2 separate regions of the Mus musculus genome follow, and region 1 is linked to region 2. The links are chromatin loops, found by intact Hi-C in ENCODE. Cell type or tissue: left cerebral cortex. All regions are shown on one strand. Each heading gives the region's core, and the rest is flanking DNA. Links, peaks and the distances in the headings are about the cores only.

Region 1 (15,561 bases), core at 2,512-10,511, 310 kb after region 2:
TAACATAGTTGCGATATTTCTAAACCTTGGGAACAATGATTCTAACAAAAGGAGAATTCTATTCAATCATCAAGCAACTAGCTTACTTGCTATACATGAAAATTGTCATTGTGAATCCCATTATGCTTGGTGTACAGCAAATACTCCTAATAAAAAAAAAAGTCACTTTTAAAAATTGTGAAAAATAGAAAGTTACATTGCCCAGAATATCCAGTCCCCATGAGCACTACAGTGACTCAAGGTTTGGACAAGATCTACTTCATTTTTGGATGTTGGGTGTGACAGTTGCTGTGTTCGCTCTGTTTCCGGCATGTGGAGGCATCTGTAGATTCCGTGTGCCTTTGTGAGTCAGAGTCACAATGCTATCTTGTCACTTTCGCTTTGCAATTTTTATCTGCTACTTGAAGTGAAGGAGGAAAGGCCTGAAATGTGTGTTTTTAAAATACATCCAGGACCACACTTCACTGAAACTCTTCGCTTGTTAAATAAAAACCATCCAACAGCTGCTAGATGGGAGTGGAATACCAATCACTTCGGAAGCTGAGAAACTTCAGATCTTGGGAAAAAAAAATCTACCCATTCAGAGCTAGCTGGGGCCGTGATACTCCAAATGAAATGCTAAATCCAGGCTGCATTTCTTGTCATCGGTAAGATTGAGTGTGGAGATGCCTACAAGTGGGCCATTTTCCTTGAATGTCATTATGGAGAGCATTCATTCTTACACACACAGTATCTGTAGTCTCGTTTTTGTGCGATGTCCTCTCGAGTTCCCTGCCATGGCCATAAAGCTGTACTTTCACAAGTCCTTTGGCACAAAGTACATGCCAGAGAGATCAGATACACTGTTGAAATTCATAGCATACTGACTACAAAATAGGGGCTGTATCAGTGCCCATTGTGAGATCTATTTCCGTTCTTTTCATGTCTCTCTGAATTTATTTGACAGAATTTCAGAAGGGAAACTCGCTTGCTGGAGGGCAGGTTGTTCGGGTGTATCTTGCAGGCGCAAGCAAGCTGATAGATGCTTCCCTCTCTTTGCCGTTATCTCAAACCTCATCATCTCAAAAACCCAGCCTCGCTCTGTGTACAGCAGCAGCGGGGAGTCTTCCTCTAGTTGTCCTTTGTCTTGGGGTTTCTGGAGGCTCTCCTAGGCAGATTTAGACTTTTCAAAGGCGCAGCCAGTTTTAAAACACTCTTATAGCAACACCCAAAAGGAAGACTCGAGCTTTAAGAAGTTTTAGTCCAGCAGTCACCAAGGCAGTGTCTGAGCCCTCCCAAACATCACACTCCCACAACAGGCTTTCAAAACATGGTTAGCACACTCAGGCTAACCCCCTTGAAAGTAACCTGGGACATCTGGGAACTCAATTCCCTCACTTCCCATTCAGCCCTCAATATGCCACATACTGTTCACTCACAGGGCTTTTATCATCATAATGAAACTTTTATTCTCATGGCCTGTGATGGCCAGATCCGTGTCTTTTTCACACTTGGTCACTCAGGGGTATGTGTGGATTTCCTGGTTCGCATTCGCTTGCCCTCTGCTCTGACACACTTACTCTAAACACTCTTGTTCATATTTGTGGGTCTAAAATCTGCACATTATTGACTGTCCAACAGTTTGACTAACCGAATCTCTCTCTCTTGAACCTCAGGCATGTTTTACTTTATGGTAAATGTCTTAAGATGTTTCATACAGCCTCAAATTTAAAATGTCCAAAACAAAAACCGTCATTCCTCTCCCCTCAGAAATGAATCCTTGGGTTGGTAAGATGTCTCAAACAGTCTCTGTGAGTTAGGTTACCAGAGGAAAGAACTGACTGCCAAGAGTTATCCTCGGACCTTCACATGCACATTGGGACGCATGTATGCCCATTCACATGCACACAAATGTACAAAGACATATATACAATAAAGAAATACTCCAGTCTTCTTTAGTTTAATGAAACAGTGCTCCACCGAGTCAAAAAGCTGAGACTGTGTCCATACTGGTCCTCAGCCTGAGTCCCAAGTCCCTAGTGTTTCTCATCAAAATGACTATGATGAATGTCATTGCCAGATCTTGCATCCTCCATTCCCAGGAGCCACTAAACTCTACAGGTTGAAATTCAAACTGAAAATGCCTTTCAGGAATGTCAGCGCCTGTCAGTCTTTGATCACCCCCTCAGATCCTTGCTTGTCCCTGTTTTAAGCACTTTGTCCCAATGGCTCTTACAGGACAGATGAACAGTGAAGGTCTGTTCATCTTCATGTCACCCATACCCAGTACCATGACTCACACATCAGAACAGTTTAATAACTGCCTTGACAATAGAATTGTTTGCAGGGCGAACAGTATCATGTTCTACTTTTCAAAAACCATGCCTTTCTTTGTAGTTATGTGCGTTTTTCCAAATGGAATACCTCATTTTAGCTTTAGGTGGCGATAAGACCTAATTGTCTTAAGACTTGGCCATTTTCCCTACCAAAGAAAGACTCTGTCTTAGAGGAACAAGGACTTCCTCTAACCCCCATTTAGCTAATTAGAAATTACATGCACTGGGATATTCTGAAAGTTGAATCATTTCAAGAAGGGTTGAGGCTTTCTTCCTTCCCTGAATGCTGAACACTTAGCATCATTACGTGAGCCTATCAGATACTACTTCCTGCACCTCCACAGGTAATTTTCCTGACCAACTGAATCTCATGGAAAGTCCCTATTCTGCAACATGTCCTTGCCAATGATAGCAACCCATACAGACTTGACGTACAGATTATCTCTTTCAACTTTCAACTTTCAACACACTTACGTCTCTTATGCCCTCTTAACTAACCAATTATTAAGAGGAGCTTCAGGTCTTTCAGTGGTACAAGTATACTCCATAGCTCCCATGCCCTAACCCAGTGAGGCAAGCTCACCATTCCACCAGAAGTGGAATGTTTCACTAGTGGGCACAAATCCCAGGAAAGTAAGACTTTCCACACACACACCTTTCCTCTTCAGAGTGTCAAGAAGCAATTAAAAAGTAGCTTCTCGGTTCCTGTATGGTTCCAACTGAATGAATTCTGCAGTTCTGTTACATAATAGCATAACTGCTTTAGAACCCCTTCCAACCTAGCAATTCTCCAAAGTTACTTATCTACTTTCTTCCCCACATCACTCTTTGATAAGGTTATGTCACTTGTTGTTAGAGATGTTTATTTGTTTTTCTTTTTTTAGCATTCTTTTTTTTAAGATTTATTTATTATTATATCTAAGTACACTGTAGCTGTCTTCAGACGCACCAGAAGAGGGCGTCATATCTCATTGCAGATAGTTATGAGCCACCATGTGGTTGCTGGGATTTGAACTCAGGACCTTCAGAAGAACAGCAGTGCTTTTAACCACTGAGCCATCTCTCCAGGCCTTATTTGTTTTTCTTGGTAATTGGGGAGGCCTGGCTACTTTTACAAGCAGGGGTCAACCAAGGAGTTTCATACATGCTACACAAAGAGTCAGCCATGGAACTACTTTTAGGAAAACTTAAGTAACAGATTCCCCCAGAAGACACCTCTGAAGCATGTGGCTTTGACTGAGTGAATGTCAGAGTTCAGTCTTACTGTGTCTTCACATCGCTGCCAGTAGGGGTGGGAGAAGGAGCAGAATCTCATCTCACAGGGCCATTAAGACCATGCATGAGGGATACACCCTCATGACCTAATCACCCCAAATGGTCCACATCCCAACACCATCACTCAGAAGTTAGGACTTCAACATAAGAAGATGTGGGCATGATCTCTCCATTTATAATAATCTTACATTGACTCAGTGAAAATCCAAAGGGGTGAGGGGTGAGAAACCCAGGGGGGAAAAAATCTTTAGTGCAAAAACCAGAATTCATTCTAATTGAGCAAAGAGAAATTTAATGGCCATTGTAGGCAGAAAGCAGGAAACTGCCTAACGAAGGCCTGTGCTCACTCACAGCAGATTCCACACTCCCTAATGAACAATTATCTCTTCTAACTCCTGCTAGACAAGCACTCCCTTTGCCTTCCAGTTCAACTCCTCCACAAAAGGATGCTTTTGTTTTTCTGCCCTTAACTTTTTAAGCCAAGTGGATATCAAAGCATTTTAATGCCTGCTCTGAAATCAGACCCATTAATGTTGCAGCAAATCATACAGACTTTAGTCACTGTCCTCAAAGGTTGCTCCAATTCCTTTGCCTTTCTTTATATCTCTTACTTGCTAATGAGCGTGTTAAGGGATTCACTTCGTTCCAAATGACATTCTAAGTTTGTACTTATTGACCCAGTTAAACAGATATGATAATAACTCAAATCTTCATTAAGGAAAAGAGAGGAGAGCGATCAGATAAAACGTGATTTTTAACTATTTTTAAAAACAGTATCTGAAGAAAATGTATGAAGTTTTAACCTCTAATAATATGATTGGATATAAGTGGCTGCCTACCTAGTACAGTATTTATATGTTCTTTTTTGATATTTAGAATTGCTCATAACTGAAGTTGTGTTATTTTTGTTGTTGTTGTTGGGATGAGGGTTTTTGTTTGGTTGGTTTGGTTTGGTTTTAATTTGGTCTCACGTGTCCCAGGCTGGCCTCCAACTCACTATGTAATCAAGGACAACACTGAACTTCTAGTCTTCTTGCCTCTATCTCCTGATGCTGGATTCAGATGTGCACTGCCACTCTGTTTATACAATGTTGGGACTAAATGGGGCTTTTGTGCATGGAAGGAAAGCACTATCAGCTGAGCTACTGCCGCAGCCCCCTCATAACATTAACAACCACCACAAAAGCAGAAACAGTAGCTCTCTTCAACCAGATAAACCTGTCCCAGCAGGGTGAGTTCAGATTTGTGCTCTCTGAACTCCCACGTTCCTGCTTTGCCAGTTCTCACCCTACTTAAGTTTTTGGTCCTCATCCTCCTCTATGCCACCCAGCATGGCTACACAAAGCCATTTTCATTAGACACATCCTAAGTTCACACCCTGCACCCTAAGAGACCTTAGCAAGTTGCTTTTCCCCTGTGCTTTAATGAACAAGTATCATTTTACCCATTAGCCACCCTGAACTCTTTCTACCTTATTTCACTTCCTGAAAGCTTATTGGAAATTTGGTTGATGTTTTCTTACATTCATAAGCTTCAAGAAAGCGTTTAAAGTCATGTACCAGCTAAATGCCTTAGGTTCATACTTTCTAGTACAGTTAAATCTTTCTAAGAATGCTAGACATGGAGCCATATTTCCATATCTTGCTTACAGAGTTAACAAGATGAAAGTCAGTGGAAGAGTTTGGTATGCTTTTTTGATGTTGTATCATGGATCTTGTCATGTGACCAGCCCCTATGCTATCCCCACGTATTGCGCAGTTCCTACTGTTCTGAAGCATCCTCCCCTTTGATTGTGAAAAGATAGATCTGTGGCTGATTCCAACCAAGGGGATGCGGAAAGGTTATCGACAGGATGCCATTCTGATATTTATGCTATAACACATGGCAACACTCTAACAGATTAGAATGGGATTCTTCCTACTGCCTTGACAGTGCAAACAATTGTCCTGAAGAAGGCACCTGGCATGGAACCATGGAGATTCCACCTTCAATGGCACATCCTCAAGAAAATGAATTCTGCTAACACCTGAATGACCTCACAAGCCATTTTCTCCCAGTTCAGTTTCCCAATGAAGAGACAACCTAGCCAACACCTTGGTTCAGCCTCCTGAGACCCTGAGCAGAAAATCCAGGTAAACTATGTCACAACCCCTGAGACGTCAACAAAGTCAACAACATATGTTCCTCATCTTCCATGAAGTTTATGTAATTTACTGTGTAGCAATATAAGATTAATTCACTGGGTAGCATTTCTTACAAAGACGAGAAACTACAGGGTAAAGTAAATAGCAAATGAAAGATAGAAGATTATACCTGAAATGAAAAGCAAAAGCAGGTTAATGTACAGAAAGGCCATGATCAGCACAAACACTGAACATGACTGTTTTTAGAGGAAGTCTCTCTGATATGCTGCTCTGAGAAAAAAAAAGTAGAATTTTTAATAGAATTGTGTATGAAATATCATAGAATTTCATTTTTACCTAGTAAATGGAGGGAGTGAAGACAGATTCAGTTCATAAGCCAACCAGTAAGCACTAAGTGCTTTGCATATGTTAATTCCCACAGCCTAGATTAGTGTTCTTAAGTACCAATTCAGAGATAAGGAAAATGAAGCATGGTGATGCTGAGCGATTTGCTAAACACTGTGCTAGAACTGAACTCCAGCATGTCTCTGTCCAAAGCTATAGGTCCCAACTGGTACCGCAGGGAAGAGAATGAAGGTCAGACCATGAGAGCTGCCTGGGAAAGATATGGACAGACCCTGAGCATAGAAACTGAGCAGAAAAACAGGATGGTAGCAACCGCCACCCACTGCTGGGATAAGGAGAAAGGAGGAACCAGCACTTTGAAGAATGAAATGAATTAAACATTATTTTCACAGTATCACTGAAAAAAATCAAATGAGCATTAAGCAAAAAAAAAGTTATATCCTTGGGCAGAAGACTGACTTTGTAGAAAATGGCATGAGATACACAGAAGAGAATCAAAGCACGGTCAGCTCCACTCAGCCACTACACGAGAATTCAAATCAGGGCGGAACTTTTCCGACTAATGATTTCCACCCAGAAGTTGAAATTTAGTATCAAATTTCCTTCAAATTTTATACTTGTAGCACTGAGCTATATGAAATAAAGCTGTCCCTTGTCCCTCCAAATCAAGGATTCAAATATTGTCCCCAGATTGTAGTAGTACTTAGTAAACCTGAGAAGTAGAAAAATCGCTTGTATTATTAAAGGCAGCCATGGGGGTTGAATAGAGGCAGAGGGTTCTTACAAAGACCATTATGGTGACTAGGACTGGCAAACCTATCACCCAAGTCTGACTTCATAGGTGTAGCTCTGCCCAGGCGAGGATATTTTATGCTATAGAGTTATCTTGAATTTAAGTCTTTCTCCACAAGTTGATGCTATTGAGAAGTAGTGGTGCTTTTAAGAGGTAGAGCCCAGGGACAAGTGCTCTAATTGTTGGCTAGGGGTCTCAGCCCTTCATCTCTCCTCTTTTTGCATCCTAACCATGTGATGAACACTTCAAAATCAATAGGTCCAACTGACCATGGACTGAAACCTCCAAACGTATGAGTAAAAACAAGCCTCTCATCTTGGTACTAAGTTTATTTCATGGTTGGGCACAGTAACACAAAGGTGACAAACATGCTTTATAAGCCAGTAATTAACCCAAGCAGGACCAGAAGCAGCTACCAGAAATTCACTGGAAAAAAAAAAAAAACAAAAAACAAAAAAAACAAAAACAAAAAACACCAAGGTGGTGGGAATCTAGGGATACAGCCATGGACCCACTGAGCATCAGCAATATGAGAAAGTAGGTTTCAAAAGGGAGTGGACAGGCAGGAAGCAGACAACTGTGGACACATGTGCAGTCAGCCTGGGCCCCATGCTTCTCCTGCTGGGTTATAAGCAAGACTTTGTTCAGAGAGCAACTGGCTCAGCAGGACATCTCCACAGACATCCTGTCTTCTGCCTTCCCCATCGCCCCCAGCAAGAATTCTCGGCATATCTTCCCTAACTATATCACTGATGCTGCTAGTCTGTAGCTTTCAAGATGTGGTTTGGGTTACCTTTTTTAATAAAAAAAAAATTATTGGTTCTTTGTGAATTTCACATCATGTACCCCAATACCACTCATCTCCCCCTCCCCTCCTACCCACCCTCCACCCTTGCAAACTGCTCCCCCTCCAATCTAGAAAAAAAAAGTCTCATTGTGGAAGCCCACAATGTGTGTCCCACAGTGTACCCTTTTGTTCATACTTCTTTGCTTGCAAATGTTCAATGCAATGACTCATTGGTCTGGCATGAGGCTTCTGCTACTGTATAGATACTGGAACCTCACTGGGACTCCTCCTGTTGTTACCCTATGTCATGGAGATCCTGTAGTTTTGAATCTATGGACATAGCCCCTTCATGCATTCCAGCAGTTCATAGATAATGTAGACGCTGGGGTGGGCCAATTCAAAGCCCTGGATCTGGTCCTGAGAGTTATCTGAACTGGACAGTAGGCTAGCTCTCCCACACCCACACCACCAGGGCAAGATCTCCCACTTTGCCCTTGTTGGCCCATCCAATGCTACAGTCAGCAAGGAGCAAAGACAGCTCCCCCACTCTCATGCTCTGGGGGCTCTGGATCATCAGAGCCAGATCTATGGTGCAGCCTAAGCAAAATGCAGGGTCCAATACCCGGGGATCCATCCCATAATCAGCCTCCAAACGCTGACACCATTGCACACATTAGCAAGATTTTACTGAAAGGACCCTGATATAGTCTCTTGTGAGGCTATGCCGGGGCCTAGCAAACATAGAAGTGGATGCTCACAGTCAGCTATTGGATGGATCACAGGGCCCCCAATGGAGGAGCTAGAGAAAGTATCCAAGGAGCTAAAGGGATCTGCAACCCTATAGGTGGAACAACAATATGAACTAACCAGTACCCCCTGGAGCTCTTGTCTCTAGCTGCATATGTATCAGAAGATGGCCTGGTCAGCCATCAACAGAAAGAGAGGCCCATTGGTGGTGCAAACTTTATCTGCCTCAGTACAGGGGAACACCAGGGCCAAGAAGTAGGAGTGGGTGGGTGGGGGGAAGTGGGTGGGGGAGCGTGGGGGGGACTTTTGGAAAAGCATTGGAAATGTAAATGAAGAAAATACCTAATTAAAATAAATTAAAATAAACAAAATGCAGGATCCACTTTTCTGAGTGCTTCAGTAAGCAAGGGGCTGTGCTGCCTCTCCAGCTTTCACACCCCTTGGGCCAGCTTACCTCCAATCCCCACAAGCAGGGCTATCTCTACCCTGCTGCTCAAGCCCACTCTCCCAAGTGCTGCGGCTGATGAGGGACAGGGCTGGTTCTCCCACTCTTATTCTGCATGCGCCTACCCCGAGGGAAACAAGAGCCTCTGGCTTTCTGGGAATGTTCCCTTTACAACCGATTTTCTCCCATAAAAGACAAACATTGTTGAGGCATGTAAGTGCTTCTAGTGGCGTTGGATCCATCATCAAAGGGAGCTTACGAGGCGTCAAGCACTTATTGATTTCCCTGGCCCGTGTAGTACGATGAAGCACTCTTTCCTCCGAGACACTTCACCTTCTAGTGTCACAGCCGTTATCACCTGCTTGATGCCAGCCAGGCAGTGGCATGCAGCTGATCAGGATGTCTGATTTACCCCTGGATGTGAAATGATTGGTCAGTGGGAAACAGTCTCAGAAATGTGGTGTCAGAAGTTGCATAATAACCTCTGAGGATCCTAACACGCTCCGCAGCAGGGACATTATACCGTTTTCCAAAGAAATCTGCATGAGTCTCCCATTAGTCCCATCTCTACTCCTATCTGGGATTGCTCATTGTTCATTTGGATCTCCAAGGCAGCTTTTATCCAGACTTTTGATCTGTCCTTACCCTGCTGTTTCATTTTTTAATACTTAACTCTGCCGTTCACTTTCTAATCTGGACATAATTTAGTCAAAAACTCAGTCATAAGTGGAGAAGATAGCTCAGTGAGTAAGTACATGCCGTGTAAAAAGTGTAGGACCTGAGATCCACCCCAGAACCAGTAACAGAGCTAAGCATGGTAGTGCAGACATGGAAGCCAATTCTGCAGAGGTGGAGACAGGCAAACTCTTAGTGCTCCATAAACTGACAACCTAGGCTTACTCAGTGAACTCCAGTAGAAAACCCAGTTCCAAGAATGCCTGTGGTGAGGGGAGGATGGAAGAAATGCTTCATCCACTGTAAGCACTGGGACATTTTGCAGACCATAGACCATGTGGTAGCTGACAACTTCCTGTTATTCCAGTTACAGAGGATCTGATACCCTCACGCAACCTCTAGGGCACTGAACACATTTGGTACATAGACATAAATACAGAGAAAATATTCATAAAATAAAAATCAACAAATTATTTTTGCAAAAGCCCACTTATTTCTACAGGATCTAGCAAGATGAGTCTCCCTCCCCAACCACAACATCTCCCAAGGCCACCAGATCTAGTTCAGATCCCACATCCAGTTCTCCAGCCTACTCTGGCCTCCTAATGATTACACCACAAATGATCTCTAGGCTTTGACAAGGACCCTCCTACCTACCCCCAACTTGCAGGACCCTCATACACCATATCCAACTTTCCCACCCAAGATCTGCTCCAGCATTCCAGGCATGGACCAGGAAGCATATCCTGTATACCAGCCTAGACCCCTCTGTTCACATTTCCAATGTCTAGGCTCAACCCACCCACATATCCTCTCTTCACTTGCAAACATATCAAGACTTAGGACTAACAAAAGAAGGCCCTGATTTCATCACAAAAATACCAGTAATATGAAAAATCAGGCCACTATCTTTTCTCCAAAACCTACCAGTCCTGTAAAAATGTTGTCAATGAGAATTACCTAGATAGACCACATGACATAGAATTTTTTAAAACTCATAAACTTCATCAAATAATTCAAGCAGCTTAAAGAAGACTTAAAGAAGCGCATAAAACAATATGAACTAACCAGTACCCCCAGAGCTCGTGTCTCTAGATGCATATGTAGCAGAAGATGGCCTAGTCAGCCATCATTGGAAATAGAGGCCCCTTGGTCTTGCAAACTTTATATGCCCCAGTACAGGGGAATTCCAGGGCCAAGAAGTGGGAGTGGGTGGGTAGGGGAGCGGGGGGAGGGGGTACAGGGAACTTTCGGGATAGCATTTGAAATGTAAATAAAGAAAATATCTAATAAAGATAAAAAGAAGTGGATAAAATTAAGGAGAAAGAACTGAAGCTAAATGTCTGGGTAATAACTAAGATAAAACAAAACATAGGCTGATGGAAATGACAAAGATAATCCAGAACTTGAGAACAGAATCCAATAAGGAAATAGAAACATCAATAAGGGCTCAAGCAAAAATAGAGATCGAAGTCAAAAGCCGAGTAACTCAACTAGCAAACTCAAAAGGAAGCCTTGCATGCAAAATGAACCAAGAATAAGATAGGATATAAAGATTTGAGGGGAAAAATAGATGACCTAGACCAAATAAGCAACTAAGTATAGAATTAAAAAGAAAAAGAAAAACAAGAAAGAAACATATGGGAAACATGAGACTCTGAAAAAAATTTCAAACTTGAGGCATAGATGAGAGAGAAGAATCCCAAGCCAATGGCATAGACCCTATCTTCAACAGATTACAGAAGGAAAAACACACCCATACAGATACAAGAAGTACACAGAACACCAAATAGACAAGACAATAGAAGAAAATTCCCACAGCATATCATAGTTAAATCCTTAAGTAGACATAACAAAGAAAATATATTAAAAGCTGCAAGAGAAGAAAAGTCAAGTGCATTAAAGAAACCCCGCCAGGACAACAGCTGATTTCTCAATGAAATCTTGGAGCCAAAAGATCCTGAAGCAATGCATTCAAAGTCCTAAAGAGCTATGACAGCCAACCTCAACTTAAAAACAGGGCAAAACTATCCACCATAATTGAAGGAGAAAGAAAAACTTCCCACAATAGAAATAGCTTAGAAATGATATCTCACAAACCAACCCTAAAGAAACTACAGGGAGTAATATTCAGCACTGAAGAGAGGAGTGACATAGCAAAGAGAGTATGGAAAGAGATAAAAGCAATAATTATTAAGATGCAAAGAATCCACACATGTAGCATATGTACAGCTCAGCATCCATGGGGGTCCCCCAATAGCTAGAGTGAGGAGCTATCCCCAAAATAAAAACAAAATATAGGCTGATGGAAATGACAATGATTCATGTTGCTTGTCTGTGGAATCCCTTTCCCAAAAGGGCTGCTTTGTCTGGCCTCAGTGGGAGATGTGCTTAACCCTGCAGAGACTTGATGCTCCAGAGTGGAGGGATCCCAAGGGGGGCCCCACCTATCAGAGGAGAAGGCAGGGCGGGACTCTGAGAGGAGGAGAATAAGAGGGGAAGTAGTAATTGGGTTGAAAATAAATAAATAATAATAACATTTTAAAAGAAAAAGAATTAACCTTAGAGTTAGACTGATTTTTTTAAAAAGACACAAAATACCCCCAAGAACACAAACAGCAAAACCAAAACTCAACAACATATTGACCAAAAGTAAGATATTTTAATAGTTACTTTAAGAATCAATGGCCTCAATTCTCCAATCAAAAGACATGGACTGACTGGATGGATCAAGAAACAAAATCCATCTATAAGAAGCACATCTTGAGGGTGCCTTGCCCAAGTCTCCGGACACCCGCAAGGAACCACACAGGATTCCCCACGGGATCCTAAGACCTCTGGTGAGTGGAACGCAGTGTCTGCTCCAATCCAATCGCGCGGGACCTGAGACTGCATTAAATAGGGAAGCAGATAACCCGGCCTGAGCAGGGGCACAAGTCCCTTCCGGCCCACTCCAGCACCAGGGTGCCTTGCCCTCGGAGTATCCAGACACCCGCAAGGAACCACACAGGATTCCCCATGGGATCCTAAGACCTCTGGTGAGTGGAACACAGCATCTGTTCCAATCCAATTGTGCAGGACCTGAGACTGCATTAATTAAGGAAGCAGATAACCCGGCCTGATCAGGGGCACAAGTCCCTTCCGGTTCACTCCAACAGCGGACTTCCTTGTGCACAGAGTTTCTGGACACCCCCAAGCTCCTCACAGGACCCTCCATGGGATCTTAAGACCTCTGGTAAGCAGAACACAACTTCTGCAAAGAGGCAGGTTCGAACACCAGATATCTGGGTAACTTCCCTGCAAGAGGAGAGCTTGCCTGCAGAGAGTACTCTGACCACTGAAACTAAGGATAGAGCTAGTCTGATAGAGGCTAACATAATCACCTGAGGAACAAGCTCTAACCAGAGACAACTATTACAACTAGCTCCAGAGAATACCAGATGGCAAAAGGCAAATGTAAGAAATCTACTAACAGAAATCAAGACCACTCACCATCATCAGAACGCAGCACTCCCACCCTACCTAGTCCTGGGCACCCCAACACAACCGAAAAGCTAGACCCGGATTTAAAAGCATATCTCATGATGATGGTAGAGGACATCAAGAAGGACTTTAATAACTCACTTAAAGAAATACAGGAGAACACTGCTAAAGAGTTACAAGTCCTTAAAGAAAAACAGGAAAACACAACCAAACAGGTAGAAGTCCTTAAAGAAAAACAAGAAAACACAACCAAACAGGTGATGGAAATGAACAAAACCATACTAAAAAGGGAAGTAGAAACAATAAAGAAAACCCAAAGTGAGGCAACGCTGGAGATAGAAACCCTAGGAAAGAAATCTGGAACCACAGACACGAACATCAGCAACAGAATACAAGAGATGGAAGAGAGAATCTCAGGTGCAGAAGATTCCATAGAGAACATCGGCACAACAATCAAAGATAATACAAAACGCAAAAAGATCCTAACTCAAAACATCCAGGAAATACAGGACACAATGAGAAGACCGAACCTACAGATAATAGGAGTTGATGAGAATGAAGATTTTCAACTTAAAGGGCGAGCAAATATCTTCAACAAAATTATAGAAGAAAACTTACCAAACCTAAAGAATGACATGCCCATGAACATACAAGAAGCCTACAGAACTCCAAATAGACTGGACCAGAAAAAGAAATTCCTCCCGACACATAATAATCAGAACAACAAATGCACTAAATAAAGAGAGAATATTAAAAGCATTAAGGGAGAAAGGTCAAGTAACATATAAAGGAAGGCCTATCAGAATTACACCAAACTTGTCACCAGAGACTATGAAAGCCAGAAGAGCCTGGACAGATGTTATACAGACACTAAGAGAACACAAATGCCAGCCCAGGCTACTATACCCGGCCAAGCTCTCAATTACCATAGATGGAGAAACCAAAGTATTCCACAACAAAACTAAATTCATATATTATCTTTCCACAAATCCAGCCCTTCAAAGGATAATAACAGAAAAAAAAACAATACAAGGACAGAAATCATGCCCTAGAAAAAGCAAGAAAGTAATCCCTCAACAAACCAAAAAGAAGACAGCCACAAGAACAGAATGCCAACTCTAACAACAAAAATAAAAGGAAGCAACAATTACTTTTCCTTAATATCTCTTAATATCAATGGACACAATTCCCCAATAAAAAGACATAGACTAACAGACTGGCTACACAAACAGGACCCAACATTCTGCTGCTTACAGGAAACCCATCTTAAGAAAAAAGACAGACACTACCTCAGAGTAAAAGGCTGGAAAACAAAATTCCAAGCAAATGATCTGAAGAAACAAGCTGGAGTAGCCATTCTAATATCGAATAAAATCGACTTCTAACCCAAAGTTATCAAAAAAGGCAAAGAGGGACACATAATTGGTCACAAAACAGGCCTCAACAGATATAAAATATTGAAATTGTCCCATGTATCCTATCAGACCACCATGGACTAAGGCTGATCTTCAATAACAACATAAATAATGGAAGGCCAACATTCACATGTAAACTGAACAACACTCTTCTCAATGATACCTTGGTCAAGGAAGGAATAAAGAAAGAAATTAAAGACTTTTTAGAGTTTAATGAAAATGAAGCCACAACATACCCAAACCTATGGGACACAATGAAAGCAATTCTAAGAGGGAAACTCATAGCTCTGAGTGCTTCCAAAAAGAAACTAGAGAGAGCACACACTAGCAGCTTGACAACACACCTAAAAGCTCTAGAACAAAAGGAAGAAAATTCACCCAAGAGGAGTAGACAGCAGGAAATAATAAAACTCAAGGGCGAAATCAACCAAGTGGAAACAAGAAGAACTATTCAAAGAATTAACCAAACAAGGAGTTGGTTCTTTGAGAAAATCAACAAGATAGATAAACCCTTAGCTAGACTCACTAAAGGGCACAGGGACAGCATCCTAATTAACAAAATCAGAAATGAAAAGGGAGACATAACAACAGATCCTGAAGAAATCCAAAACACCATCAGATCTTTCTACAAAAGGCTATACTCAACAAAACTGGAAAACCTGGACGAAATGGACAAATTTCTAGACAGATACCAGGTAACAAAGTTAAATCAATATCAAGTTAACGATCTAAACAGTCCCATATCCCCTAAATTAATAGAAGCAGTCATTAATAGTCTCCCAGCCAAAGAAAGCCCAGGACCAGATGGGTTTAGTGCAGATTTATATCAGACCTTCAAAGAAGATCTAATTCCAGTTCTGCACAAACTATTCCACAAAATAGAAGTAGAAGGTACTCTACCCAACTCATTCTATGAAGCCACAATTACTCTGATACCTAAACCGCAGAAAGATCCAACAAAGATAGAGAACTTCAGACCAATTTCCCTTATGAATATCGATGCAAAAATCCTCAATAAAATTCTCGCTAACCGAATCCAAGAACACATTAAAGCAATCATCCATCCTGACCAAGTAGGTTTTATTCCAGGGATGCAGGGATGGTTTAATATATGGAAATCCATCAATGTACTCCATT
Region 2 (15,561 bases), core at 4,447-12,446:
AACAAAGCATAAATATACCATAGTGTGTGTGTGTGTGTGTGTTTATTTAATAGAAAACACTCCAATACTATGAAACTTGCACAAAATATCCCAGTGGCATGAAATGTGGGGATGTATGAGCCTAAGACAGCCTAAACAGCTTTACAGTCTATATTCCAGTGTTCTGATCCTGTGGCAGCTATGGAACCTTACCAGTTGGTCTTTTCATCCTTTGGGGAAGTTCAAGGGGACAAGGGCCACCCTTCATTCCTGCTACTTCTTATGCATATATATCTCTGCAAAACTACTTTACTTTTCAAAGAATGAAGAGGTATCATTAAACAAATGTTCATTATAAAATATCTCTCATCAGGAATGAATAGAAATAAGAGTTTGGGGGAAATTAAAAAGACATGATTCCTCCTCTCTCATCACAAGTCCTCATTCAAAGCTATAATGACTAATTTATAACAGTAATTCAGTAGTGCTTTGGGTTTGAACAGATTCAGCCCCATGCCAAGAAGTAAGCATTGGGTCCCTTTTTATTATTATTATTACATCTACTTCCTAGGAGACTTTTACATCACTCATTGAGATGATTTTTTTCCATGTTTACAGTTCACACTCCTTTATTTTTGTTTGCCACATCTCTTGAACACCTATAACTTGTACACTTGAAAACACACAAATTAAAAGTAGCATTCTCAAGTCATAGCTAACAGCCAGTGCAGCTCTCTCTCTCTCTCTCTCTCTCTCTCTCTCTCTCTCTCTCTCTCTCTCTCTCCCTCTCTCCAACCTGAATTTATAAAACCCAAGATAGCCATGCCATCATCTCAGCATCTTACAGACACACCTAGGAAAGACCAGCCTAGGCGAGGTTGTCTGCAGAGACACTAGAAGCTGGCTTTTTCCAGAAAAGGGGTCTTATTCTGTGTTTTACAGAAAATCTACATTATAATAGGCGTTTCAGTTGCGTGTGTTACTAGAACTAAGACATTAGTGCTTGCTGAATGAGGAAATACATCCAAATAAAAATTCTAAGGCAGAGAAATAAAAGTAATTACAGATAGGAAAGAGTGTGATAAAAGAGCCATCTGGGAACTTCCTACAACAGTAGAGAACGTTAAACATTTTTCCTCCAGAAAATAAAATTTTTCCAGTCCAAAATCAGTGACGAATAATTAAAATGCATGCTACTTAGGTGGCCTGTCAGATTATAACTATGTGGATAAAATTCTCCTTCAGAGGCTTGAGGGTGGTTCTGTCGGTAAAGCACCTGCTGTATAGCATGAGGAGCTGTGTGCAGGTCACTAGCACCTGCATAAAAAAGTCAAAGTCAACACAGGGAAGAGAAGGTGGAAAAAAAGAGACCCTGGAGTGTGCTGGGCAGGTGGACTAGTAGAAGCATTGAATTCCAGCTTTAGTGAGAGAGTCTTGTAGGAAAAAAAGAGAAAAAAAGGTAAGAGTAATGAAGGAAGAACCCCATTGTGAGCCTCTCAACTTCACACACGATATTCCTTCACTGTAGGTTTCTATGAATAAGTGGGGGACTGTTGATCCAAGGCAGGGGGAAGAGTACAAGATGATCCTGGGGCATCTTATGATTTTTTTTAACTTCAGAAAGGGTTTGAAGGAAAGAGAGTATGAGAAGAGTGGCCACATGCCAAAAGAATATCAAAGTTAACTCAGTTAACTTAGAAGCTCACAGTGACTAAAACTGGAAAAAAAAATTAGTACAAATACAAATAATAGTGATACAATTGAATTCTAACACAGGGAATAAAATAAGTAGTCATGGGGTACAGTGATATTAGTAAGAATTGGATAAAGAAATGAGCAAGAACAGAGAGTAGCTCTTTCACAGTATAGTGGTCAGCCCTGAAAACATACACATCAGTAACAATTATACAGTCATAGCAGGTTTATAGGATGTGTGTGTGTGTGTGTGTGTGTGTGTGTGTGTGTGTGTGTGTGTTACATATATGCATGTAATGACAATTAATGAAAAAGAGGACATGGGTTTGAAAGATAGCAAAGGGAGATATATGGGAAGATTGAAAGCAGTAAAGGGAACGGAGAAATGATGTAATTATGTTATAATCTAGAAAATAAAAGGAAACACACTGTAGATGGAATAGAAGGAGAAAGTAACTACAATAATACAAAGCAGATACTACCAGCAAGATCCACAATCCTGGTGAAAAATAGCTAGGGGAGGACAAAGAAATATCATAAACATACACAGAATACAGAATGAAGCAAGGGCATCAGTGAAGGTTAACAATCAAGGTTAGCTCTTCAGCATAAAGCCTGTGCTTGCCACGTATCCAGCGGTCAGCACATACTGAGAAGGATGCCAAGCCTCTATGTCTTCTCTAAATCCTTAACCTCAATCTCATCATGAAAACCATCACAAAGATCCACACTGAGGGAGGGTTGTTTGAATTCGAAATGATCTCACAGTCTCATGCTGCGAAGTGTTTTCCCCAGCTACTAGCTGCTTCTGAGGAATCTGTAAAATTCCTTAGCAGGTGATGTCCAGCTAGCAGAAGAAGATCACTAGGGGTGAGCCTTTCAATTATGGTCCTGACAGTCCTTCTGCCCCCCCCCCCCCCCGCCCTTTCCACAATGTTCAGAGGGCTTCAGAGTAAGGGATGTGTCCATCTCATTTAGAGCTGAGCGCTCTAGTTAGAACCACAAGGAAGCACACTCGCTGTGACCTCAGCGTTTAGGAAGTGGAAGAAAATGAGATGATGTCAGAGTCTCCTCCAGGGCTCTCAGTCCACATTCTCCTTCACATCACTTTCTCGTCAACCATCAATGTTTTACATTAGATTCTCGTTTCCCGTGAGAATAAGACAAAACTCTTAGGCTTGTGCCGAGATCATGTGCTGTCATCAGATTATTTGAGGACATTCCTTTATGACAGGCAACAAAATCAACCCTGAAGATAATCTTATCCAGTGCTTCTGGACCCTGTCAGACCCAATGCCTCTGTTTGCTTTTGTTATTATTGTTTTTTGGGTTTTGGGTTTTTTATTAGATATTTTATTTATATTTCAAATATTATCCCCTTCGAAAATCCCCTATCCTCTCCCCTCTCTCCCTGCTCCCCAACCTGCCCACTCCTGCTTCCCGGGCCTGGCATTCCCCTATACTAGGGTACAGAACCTTCATAGGACCAAGAGCCTCTCCTCCCATTGATGGTTGGCTAGGCCATCCTATGCTACATATGCAGCTAGAGAGATGAGTCCCATCATGTGTTTTCTTTGGTTGGTGGTTTACTCCCAGGGAGCTCAGTGGTTACTGGTTGGTTCATATTGTTGTTCCTACTATAAGCCTGCAAACCCCTTCAGTTCCTTGGGTACTTTCTCTAGCTCCTTCATTGGGGACCCTGTGTTCTGTCCAATGGATGACTGTGAGCATCCATTTCTGTATTTGCCAGGCATTAGCAGAGCCTCTCAAAAGACAGCTATATCAGGCTCTTGTCAGCAAAATCTTGTTGGCATCTGCAATAGTGTCTGGGTTTGGTGGTTGTTTATGGGGTTTATGGGGTGGGGCAGTCTCTGGATGGTATTTCCTTCAGTTTCTGCTCCAAACTTTGTCTCTGCAACTTCTTCCATGGGTATTTTGTTCCCCCTTCTAAGAAGGATCAAAGTATCCACACTTTGGTCTTCCTTCTTGAGTTTCATGTGTTTTGCAAATTGTATCTTGAGTATTCTGAGCTTCTGGGCTAATATCCACTTATCAGTGAGTGCATATCATGTGTGCTCTTTTGTGATTAGTTATTATTGTTTTAACAGACACTTTGCAATGGTCTTTTACTATCCTAAAGCAGAAATCCAAATATAAGATAATCAACTGATACACTATTTCAAATATGTATGGACAAGCCTTACTATCTATACTACATGGGAAGATATCAGAGAATTAAGTTCAAATAAAATAGCATAGATTCTAAACTGAAGATGTTTGAGTACCACTCTGCTAAGAAATACTAGAAGGCAGTTAGACACTCATGTTCTGCATACATTATCCAGGCCATCACTGCAACAATCCTAGATTGACATGAGCATTAGCAAGTTGAATTCCTGAAGGAGCTTCCTGTTGGCACATCACATCCTAAATGGTAAACAACTTTTTGAAAGTCCTGAAGAAAACAAAATTTCTCCCAAGGTGCACCTATTGATTTCTGTAAATTTTAACACCTGTAAAACCCTGTGGCTGCATTCCTTGGCAGGATACAGAGAATATGCTGATGTTCTCATGTAAAAGGGTTAGACTCTGGGTCAGAAACTCAAAACAAATTTCACCTCCATTTTCAAGATCTTCAGGGAGACATTCAAAGCCATGCTAAAGGAATGGCATTATTTTCATTCATTTGGATCCTGGGTATTTCTAATATCCACCATCCAGATGTGAGTTGAGTTTCACCAACCATCTTGACAAGTAAGACATCTACACACAGTAAAATGTACCAAGGACACCAAAACATTGATAGTAGCCAGCCAGTGTTTGAAAACGATGGAGGCTGGGCTCAGCACAAGTACTCCGCTGTGGTTACAGAACTGGCTAAAGGATCAAAGTGATATAAGAAAGGCAAACATTTCTTCCTTCCCTTCCCTCCTTCATCTTCTCCATTCTTCAGCCCTTGCTGTTTGATAGATAAATCGGAGCTTTCCCATTCCCTACCAACACTAAAAACACAACAGAAATTGAGGCAATGTCCATACATATTTGAAATAATGTGTCAGTTGCTTGTATTATATTTGGATTTCAGCTTTAGGATAGTAAGAGACCATTGCAAAACAGAAATTTCTTTTTAAAAAAAAATTCCCCCCAAAATCATGATTGCTATGAGCCAAAACAATAATCTAGAAATTCCCTGTAAATCTGGGTTGGACCCACTCTCTCACTGCAGCCTTCTTACATGTTAGCTTCAAGTCAAACATGATGAAACACTCAGGAATTTGTCCCTGAAATCAGGGATAAATATGATTATTTTAAAATCAGGGTCTCTAAGATCTGGTTTGTGGCCTTTCTTCTACTACAGAAACAAACGCAAAGCTCTAGATTGGGGGCCAGGATTGTAGTGTTCTCTGAGTCCTGTGGCTTTATGGTCTTTCATTCAACACAGTGTAGTATAAAGGTAGCAGAAGTCCAGGCAGAGAGGGCATGGAAGGTGGTATGAGGATGCCAAGCAGCTGGGTAGTCCTGCGGAAGCTACACATCAGCCCAAGGCCACCTAAGCCACTTAGAGACACATGACCTTTCTGGCAGTAAGACATTTTGCCTTTGAGAGATTTGTCAGTTGGCCTGTTTTGTAGGAATTTGTTTTGCTTTTATTTTGTTGGGCTGGGAATGAAGCCAGAGTTTTTCTCTATGCTAAGCAAGTTCTTTAACAGAGCTCCATCCACAGCACCATGTTTTTGATTTAGTATTAGACAATTAGTTTAACCATCTCAGACTGATGGAAATGTTTACCATGAACATGTTTTTCTTATGCCAAATACCCTTTGTATACAACTTATTACTGAGTGAGATAAAACTAAAATGTGTCACAGTTTCTTTCTCTGACTTTTTAGTATTAAATCACAGTCCTTTGTACAAAAAGAAATTGTTTCCAGGGAAATGTTCTTAGTATTGTATTATCATACTTTGCACTGACAAAATCCCTAAACAACCTGTCAAAATGACAAAAACTTTTTTCAGTAGACACTATCAGACAAATTAGACATAGATCAGGTTCCACATAAAGGTTTGTTAAAGTTATCTAATTTAAGGTTCATGAAGCTATTTCTGAAATAGCATTTCATTGTATGAAATGCTGTATGCTTGGCATATTTAAAGCCTATCAAAGTTGTGACTCATTAGGGACTTCTGTTAGATGACTCTTAACAAAAAAGTCAATTGTACATTTTAAGAAGGATTAATATTCAGTGAACAAATCAAAAGGCATTTTGTTCATCAAAGATTAAGTGCTTCAGAGGTATTAGAGAATAAGAAATCTGATGATTAATTCTCTTTAAAATACTTTTCAACTAAATGTAGAAACGCACCAGTCTTGCTTTTGAACTAGAAAATACATTTCTATATTTATCGATCTCCAAATCAAGACAGAATGCTATTGTAATTCAGAATTCTTTTCTTTTCTTCTCTTTCTTCTCTTCCTTCTCTTCTCTTCTCTTCTCTTCTCTTCTCTTCTCTTCTCTTCTCTTCTCTTCTCTTCTCTTCTCTTCTCTTTTCTTCCATGTGCTTCTACTGTTATTTCTGGTACTACACAATACTTATCCTGAAGCAAACACAATGTGAGTCAAACCCACATCTATCTCCAAAACAGATTCGTCATGTGCTTTCCTATTAGATGGAAGTATAACCTAAGAATTCAGGAGAGATACATTTGGCTACATTGAGCTCTATTTGAGAGAGTTGCACTAGGCATTAGAAATAGCAAAGTAGGTAGCACGGATCTTTTCGCTAGGAAAATCTGATAACTTAAATTATGATGGAAGAAAGAATCCCCCAAGTTAAAATCGTCAGCTTGCTACAGTGAGAGAAGCGTCAGCCGAGAAGCTTCGATGGAGGAATTGCCCGGATCAGATTGTCTGTGGGTCTGTGAGGGATTCTCTTGATTATTAATTGATATGGAAAAGCCCAGAGGAGTAGCACATTCATCAGACAGCTGGTCCTGGTCTGTATAAAGGGACCAACGAAACATGAGCCAGAGAGTGAGCTCAAGAGTAGGCCCTGAAGCAGAGTTCCCCCACGGGTTCTACCTGGAGTTCCTGGTTAAGTTCTGCCCTGACTTCTCTCAATGATGGATTGTGAGCTGGAAATACAAGCCAAATAAAGGCTTGCATGTCCATGTTGCTTCTGCCATATAGCAGAAGAAAACCAAACAGCATTCCAAACTTTTCGTTTCCCGGGGTGATTTCATCTAACTTCCGGCCCTCTCCACCCGCAGCTCCACCTGGCACTAGGAAACCTCTCTTCTACTTTTGGTCAGAACTGGGCATCCCACTGCATCTCTGCCTATGTCTACATGGCAGAAGTTCCCCAGTCAGGAGTTTACTTGTGTAAACTCCTTGATAACATAGAGCCCTGGCCACCTGAAGTCCTAATATAGGGTGATTGCCATGAGAATGGCTCCCAGAGTCTCATATATTTGAATCTTGGTCCCCTTTAGTAGAACTGTTTTCGGAAAGACTTGGTCGTATGATCTCAGAGGAATTGTGTCACTGGGAGTGGGCTTTGAGGTTTCAAAAGCTCATGCCAGGCTGAATCTTTCTTTCTCTGTGGCCATATTTATGGATAAATGTCAGCTTTTAGCTACTGCTCCAACGTGTTGCCTGCCTACTGACATGCTCCCGTCCATGGTGATCATGGACTCACTCTGAAACTGCAAATGAGCCTCCAACAAAATACTTTCTTTTCTAAGTTGCCTTAGTCATGGTGTCTCTTCACAGCAATAGAACAGTGACTAAGGCAAACACTGGCTTCAATGAATTATTCATATACTGTGTGAATTATGGAAAGAGTGAAGAAAATTAACACCATACACCGTTTTAAAAGAGTAGGAGCCCTTATGAGTGTGACTAGTTCTTAGTCAGGGTGCTTTTAAACTGACTATGTAAGCCTAAATGAGTCCTCCCAGCGATCATCTGAGATTAACATTTGTGTTAAGTTAGCATTAATGCAACAGTGCCCATCTGCAACTCTTTAACCAACTGAGCCAAGTCCTGGGAAGAGTATGCATTCTAACTTCTGGCCAATTCTCAGTGCTCTGGATGAATGGCTATCTTTTCTACTGAAAAGAACTCCTGTTGTTCCAATATGTTTGCCAACTATGGTTTCCACATTTGAGGACGTCCAAGGGGCATTTCAACATCATACTCTAGACCAAAGGTTGATCTGGTAGCTAGTACTTGACTCTCTCATGGCTTGACGGGATTTTTTTATGTTCCATGCTTGAAGATATTTTGCTAATTAATGAATCTCACCCTGCTCTAAAATATAAGTATTAGGAAACTGTTAATGTTATTAATTATCCATGCCTAAAAAAAATGTGCTGAGGTACATACAAACTATGAAATTCCAAACTCAGCTGCTTAGTACTATGAAACTATCTTTAAAATAACAGGAAGGGAAAGTCCTATAATCAGCATTTGAAATATCATTTATCTAACTAGAAAATGAATAATCATAAGTACATAATTATAATGGATTATCGACCATTAACAATGTAGAGGGCCTGGGGATATGGCTCAGCTGGTAGACTCTGGTCTAGTACGCACTAATCCCTGAGTTCAGTCCTTGAGCATCAGACATGCATAAAACTGTCATGGCGGAACATGCCTGCAATATGAGGCAAGAAGGTCAGACATTGGAGGCCATCCAAGTTCAAGGCTAGCTTGGGCTACATGAGACCTTGTCTTTCAAAATTAATTAATTAATTAATCGATAAAAACAAAATTAATAAAGTCCATGTATCCTTGAAAGTAATTTTAAAAGCTTGTTGCTATACTGTGTTCTATCTGCACACCAGGTCTATTCAAACTGCTGTAATAGTATAAGATCAGTTAATGTAGCTTCAGACAACACTGGCCTGAGAATAGGAGAGTAAAACAAATAAAGCAAACTGTTTTGCATCTACTCAATTCCGTGGCTGAATCTTGATTACCAAGTCAAAGTTAATACAGCATTTCCCTAGAATCTGATTAGCCTGGAACTCATTTAGTAAAAATGTGAAACTCCTTATTGTTGCTCTAAAAAATATGGGTTGCTGAATAGCAGAAATTCTATTCTACATTCAGATTAAAAAAGAAAAAAAAAGTGTGACCTTGCAGAAGAGGAGTTTCCTTGATGAGGAATGAAGACAACACTTACCTGTAGATATAAGAATAAAAGTTTATAGATTGTTGCTAGGGGTTTATTCTGGTTTAGTAAATTTGTAGTTGTAGCTTCTCCTCCAGTAACCATGTCTTTACTAGCACTGAGTAGTTAGCCAGGTTTCTGGTGCTACATATGCCCTCCCATCCCCTAGCACAAACACCTGTACTATATAAAAGCTCACATGCTAGTTATAGGCTACTCCCCACAGAATACTCTTTATTCCTCTTTATAGTGATCTAGTAGTGATTTTTTTAATTAATTGTTTTATTTATTTACACTTCAAAAGTTTCTTCACTCCATCTCCTTCCCCTCCACCTCTGAGAGGGTACTCCCCCATCTGCCCACCCACCTTCACCTCACCCCTACCAGCATTCTTCTTCCCTGGGGCATCAAGTCTCCAGGAGATTAAAAGCATAGTTTCACACTGAGAACAGGCAAGGCAGTCCTCTGCTACACATGTGCCCTGGGCCACAAACCAGCCTTGTATGTTTTTTGAGTTCTGGCTTACTCTCTGGTAGCTCTTAGGGATTCAGTTAGTTGATACTGTTGTTGTTCTTATGGGTCAGCAGTCTCCTTTCAGCTCCTTCAGCCTCCCCCAACTCTTCCATTGGGGTCCCCAGTCTCAGTGCAATGGTTGGCTGTGAATATCTGCATCTGTCTTAGACAGAAGCTGGCAGAGTGTCTCAGAGGACAGCTATGCCAGGCCCCTGTCTGCAAACACTTCTTGACATTAGCCATTAGTGTCCATGTTTGGTGTCTGTAGATGGGATGGATCCCAAGGTGGAAAAATCTCCAGACAGCCTTTCTTTCAGTCTCTGCTCCATTTTTTTTTTTTTGTCCCTGTATTTCATTTAGACAGGAACAATTCTGGGTTAAAGATTTTGAGGTGGGTGCATGGCCCCATCCCTCTACTGAAGGCTATGTCTATCTACTGGATCTGGTCTCTTTGGGTTCTTTCTCCCCACTGTTGGGTATTTCAGATAATGTCATCCCCATTAGGTCCTGAGAACCTCCTGTGTCCCTGGTGTCTGAAACTTTCTAGTGATCCCCTACCCTGCCCCCACACCCCACTGCTACATATTTCTATTCATTCCCCTGGCCCTGTGGATTTCTCTCCTGTCTCTTCCCATATCTGATCTTGCTATCCCCCTCATTTTCCTTCCCCACTTCTCCAACCCAGTTCCCTCTATTCCTCTGCCTCCCATAATTATTCTGTTCCCCCTTCTAAGTGGGATTGAAGCATCCACACTGGTCTTCCTTCTTATTAAGCTTAATATGGTTTGTGAATTGTATCATGGGTATTCTGAGCTTTGGGACTAATATCCATATATCAGTGAGTACATACCATGTATGTTCTTTTGGGTCTGGGTTACTTCACTCAGGATGATATTTTCTAGTTCTATCCATTTGCTTGCAAAATTTATGAAGTCGTTGTTTATCCATTCTTTCATTTAGGGACATCTGAGTTGCTTCCAGCTTCTGATTAGAAATAAGGGTGCTACGAGCATATTGGACCACATGTTCTTGTTATATGTTGGAGCATCTTTTGGATATATGCTCAGTAGTGGTATAGCTGGGTTTTCAGGCAGAACTACTTCCAATTGTCAGAGGAACTGCCAGATTGATTTCCAAAGTGGTTGCACCTATCTGAAATCCCACCAGAATTGGAAGAGTGTTCCTCTTTCTCCACATCCTTGCCAGCATCTTCTGTCACCTTTTACTATTCTTTCTTTGTTCTGTGCATTTAGTGTTTTTATTATTATGTGATTCGAGGAATTTCTTGCCTGGTCCAATCTGTTTGGTTTTCTGAAGTCTTCTTGTACGTGTATGGCAATCTCTTTCTTTAGGTTAGGGAAGTTTTCTTCTGATTTTGTTGAAGATGTTTTCTGGTCCTTTGATTTGGGAATCTTCACTCTCTTCTATTCCTATTATTCTTAGGTTTAGTTTTTGGTTTTCTTGGTTTTTTTTTTTTTTTTTTTTTCAGTTTTCATTGTGTCCTGAATCTCCTGGATGTTTTGAGTTAGGAGCTTTTTGCACTTTGTATTTTCTTTGACTGTTGTATCAATATCTTCTATGCCTTCTGTCTCTTGTATTCTGTTGGTGATGCTTGCATCTGTGACTCCTGATCTCTTTTCTAGGTTTTCCATCTCCAGGGTTGCCTCCCTTTGTGATTTCTTTATTGTTTCTATTTCCATTTCTAGATCCTAGATGGTTTTGTTCAATTCCTTCACCTTATTGGTTGTGTTTTCTGTAATTCTTTAAGGAATTTTGTGTTTCCTCTTTAAGGGCTTCTATCTGTTTACCTGTGTTCTCCTGTATTTCTTTAAGGGAGTTATTTATGTCCTTCTTAAAGTCCTCTATCAGCATCATTAGATGTGATTTTAAATCCAAATCTTCCTTTTCAGGTGTAATGGAGTATCCAGGACTTGCTCTAGTCAGAGAACTGGTTCTGATGATGCCAAGTAGCCTTGGTTTCTGTTGCTTACGTTCTTACACTTGCCTCTAGCCATCTGGTTATCTCTAGTGTTACCTGTCCTTGCTGTCTCTGAATGGAGCCTGTCCCTCCTGTGATTCTGGTTGTATCAGAACTCCTCAGAGTCCAGCCATTTCTGTGATCCTGTGATTCTAGGATTCTGAGATCCTGAGATCCTGGGTGTGTCAGAGCTTCTGGGAGTCAAGCTTTCTCTGGGTGTTGCAGGAATGGGTGGGGAGCCAGAGCCCTAGGCTTGCTCCCAGCCCAGGTGCAAGCTGGAAGGAACCCGTGCCTCTGACTGGGTGGTGGTTTGTGTTCCCCTGTTCCTGTGGGGGTCCCAGTTACCTGGGTATTGGGAAAGATGTTGTACCCTCAACTGTGACCTTGAGTGTGTCAGAGCTTCATTCCTCTCCCATCTTATTCTCTCATGGCCATCTCTTTACCCACAGGCCTAGCCACAGACCCATAGTTTGGGACCCATCTTTCCAAGGTCCAATTAAACATCTCATTAACCAGCTTTTCCAGCTCTAGCTCAGACCCACACCTCCTTCAATGACTCAATTTTAAAAGGGCTAGATTATCACTTCAGACACATAACCAAAGAAAAATGTCCATATACATATACAGCAAAAATAAAAACAACATGAATGGACAAGGCAGCATGGTCCTAACAAAATCCAGTGGTCTTGTAGAAGTATTCTCTAATGAGAAATACCTAGATGAACCCTGACCAGTACAAACAATTTTTTAAAATCATAAACCTTATCAAAGAAATTCAAGGAATTTAAAAGGGGAAGACCCACCACAAGAACACACATCACTGAACTCCAAAAGGATAACAATAAACTCTGAAGTCTGTTAAGTTTCCAACCTGAGACAAACTGTCAAAGTACCTATTTAACACATTAAAGCAGACTTAGCTGCCAGGTTCTCCCAGCAACTCCTAGTCCCTACCTGTTAACAGGGTCCTCCAGGCTTTTATACCATCACCCCTTACCCTGAATTCTCCATCCTAAGGGGCTGAACTATTTCCCTATATAATCCAGATCTGCCCTTTTTGGTACTTTTGCTTGGGTTCAGGGCAGGAGAGGTAAATTAACTGGAGAGGTAAATTAGACCCAAAGAAACATTTGGGGGAATGATCAAAATGTTGGTTACGATGTGGGGTTACATAAGAATTCACTTACTAAAATTAACTATACAGTTAAAAGATATGCATTCAATATGTTTATTTTTAAAGAGATTAGGAAACAGATCAACAAGGTTTATTTTTATAAAAGAAGAGATGCAGAGCACAAGTTAGCCCCCATTACCATATGAAGAATGTAAAAGATCCCTAATGAAAGTTAGTTCTTTCATTAATATTTTTTATGGAGATTTTTGAATGCTATGCCCAATCTTTCCACCTCAAAAAAAAAAAAAAAAGAAAAGAAAAAAATGAGTAAAGGGGTATCTTTTCTTGACTCAAATCTAGAGATAAAGCCTCAACAACTTAGAAAACCTAATAACTGCTATTTCAGATCAAGAAAGAGTCCAAATTGTCTGACTCACTCTTGAGAAATGTAAGGCCAGGAACTAGTCAGAACCCCGATGGCAGAGCAAAGAGGAGGGAGCCATTTGGTGTTTATGCTGACTTCCTAGGATGCTTGAAAGCAAAGGATTCTACAGAGTCTCTGAGAGCCCTGTGTCTAGAGAGGACTACATGGCAATCATTTTAGCCCTTGTCTAAAAGAGTGGACAGGAAACATGAATGGCCCTCTGTAAAAAGTAGTGAGACAGAAAGGACGAGTGCTCAGGGACAAGCACTATTCTCTATTCTCCTGAGACAGAGTTCACTGGAGGGCATCTTCTCTCCTCAAGGCATCTCCAAGAAATAGGACTACTGAGACTAGATGATCTCTAACCACCCACAAGTGAGTCCTGAGGCAAAGAACTATATTAAAATCTTGACCCTGCTCACAGAGAATGGAGGCAGGCTTTATAACAGCAGTGACCAACTTTCTTGCCCACTCCAGAATCCTCACTACATGGCCCTGGTATTTGAAAGTTAGAGCATTCAGAAATCATGGTGAGTGGGCATAAAGAAAAAGATCAGTTCACAAGGTGGGAAAGGAGAGGCAGCTCTCTGTTAACTTTATTCCCAGCTGCGGAAGTTTCCCATAATCTGTGCTTGCTCAAAAATCACAATATAACAGTGATCCGTACACCTCAGAGTTGACCTGACCAGGAGAAAAAAGCTGCACTTGAAAGAGCCACTACAGAGAACCCAAACAAGCAGAGTCACACAGTCCAGGGACTCTCCATACGTAATCGCTGGGATGGTCAAGTTTTATCTATCAACCACCTTGGCAACATGATACAGATCCCAAGTCCTCATTCTCTAGACCTATATCTGGTGGTTGTAGTTCTGATCTCTCCTCCACTCTGGGAAGGTATAAATTCCACTCCACAGTTATGTTCTTATTTAGCCTCTCACAGTTAAGGTTAAGTCCTGGGTCTTCTACTTTTTGGATTAATGTCTAATGAATTAACTTAATTTTCTTTCCCTTTTCCTTACCACCCCGGCCCCACCAACCTATGCTCTGTGTGTGTGTGTGTGTGTGTGTGTGTGTGTGTGTGTGTGTGTGTGCTCTTGTGTATGTGCTCATGCACACAGGAACACATGCTTGTGAGTTTTGTGTGTTTATATTTGTGAGTACCAGCATACCTCATATGTCACCGCTACTTGTGGCTAGTCTGAGGACAACTTCAGGTATCAGCATTTGCCTTTTATGGTGTCTGAAACAAGGCCTCTCTTACTCCTCACTGACTGCTCCATTCAAGCTGACCCTCTGGCTTGCAGAAATGCTCTTGTCTCTGCCCCTCATCTTGCTTGTGTGTTCTTGTGATATGAACCCAGGTCATCCAACTTCCACAGTCATTTACCTACTGAAGCATTGACCAGCCCCTTGCTACTGCTCTCTAAAAATTAAAGGCCTTTCTGCCTGTGCACAAAGTATTTGAAAATTCTCAGGCCACCACTCAGGGGTTTTTGCTTTTGTTGTTGTTATTGTTGTTTGTGATATTATTTTTCAATTACATTTATGGTTTTACTCCCAAAGTTGAATGGAGTCATATTTGTCATTTAATAATGCACTCATTAGAAATGTCTTTTGTATGGATCCCCGGGTGGGGCAATCTCTGGATGGTCCTTCCTTCTATCTCAGCTCCAAACTTTGCCTCCGTAACTCCTTCCATGGGTATTTTGTTCCCCATTCTAATGCCAGCAAGATTTTGCTGACATGACCCTGATATAGCTGTCTCTTGTGAGGCTATGCCAGTACCTGGCAAATTCAGAAGTGGATGTTCACAGTCATCTATTGGATGGAACACAGGGACCCCAGTGGAGGAGCTAAAGAAGGGTTCTGTAACCCTGTAGGAGGAACAACAATATGAACTAACCAGTACCCCCTGAGCTCGTGTCTCTATCTGCATATGTAGCAGAAGATGGCCTAGTCATCCATCATTGGGAGGAAAAGCCCCTGGTCTTGCAAAGATTATATGCCCCAGTACAGGAGAAAGCCAGGGCCAGGAAGTGGGAGTGGGTGGGTTGGGGAGCAGGGCAGGGGAGGAATTTCAAGGTAGCATTTGAAATGTAAATGAAGAAAATATCTAATAAAAATTGTTTAAGAAAAAAAAAAGAAGAAATGGCATTTGTATTTATTTTTTAAAAGCCTAAACATCATTTTTCCAACCATAAAGAAAGGAAGAGAAATGGTTAGCCATGCTGGCTCACTCACTCCACCATTTATGGGCTTCCAGGTTTACACCACCTCATGAGAACTCAGGCTGTTTGTCCAACACATTATGGCTTAATCCGAAAGTGAAACTTCAATTCCAATCCCTGAAAATCTATTGAGTGAGAAATCACTTTGTTCCTGTCTTATCAAAATTGTCACAGCTCAGTTTCTCCTACCTTACCAACCTCAACTTCCATGATTTAGGCCCATTCTCAGACAGCCTTTCTTCTCATGTGCCTGTGATAATATTCACAGTCAAGAAGCAAAGAAAGATGCTGCATTTCTGGTGATAATTTCTCATTTTATAATTCAGTGTCTGTGAACAAGGGGTTAACAAAACTATATCTCTTACTTTTGATCAACTGAGCTCTGTTCCCATAGCTATCAGATCAGTGTCAAGGCCAGAGTCAGGATTTGCCAGCTTTCTGTCAGGGTCAA

What was found. A loop is a pair of places that touch in the nucleus more often than their neighbours do. Peaks named below come from ENCODE experiments on the same cell type or tissue, not always from the same donor. Only the 100,000 strongest peaks of a DNase experiment are listed, where the experiment ranks them.
Region 1: a loop joins it to region 2, with 2.2 times the contacts of the local background. A loop is called at or near these places in 2 of 42 quality-filtered maps.

The regions. Positions count from the first base shown.
Region 1 is chr12:59,400,071-59,415,631 of GRCm38, reverse strand. No RefSeq gene overlaps it. Among named protein-coding and RNA genes, the nearest start is that of Gm51997, 82 kb to the left of the region's middle. In left cerebral cortex, for the core only: no CTCF peak of the experiment used is centred there; a DNase peak (open chromatin) is centred at 6,342.
Region 2 is chr12:59,714,922-59,730,482 of GRCm38, reverse strand. No RefSeq gene overlaps it. Among named protein-coding and RNA genes, the nearest start is that of Gm22673, 50 kb to the right of the region's middle. In left cerebral cortex, for the core only: no CTCF peak of the experiment used is centred there; DNase peaks (open chromatin) are centred at 5,315 and 7,478; H3K27ac peaks cover 459 bases.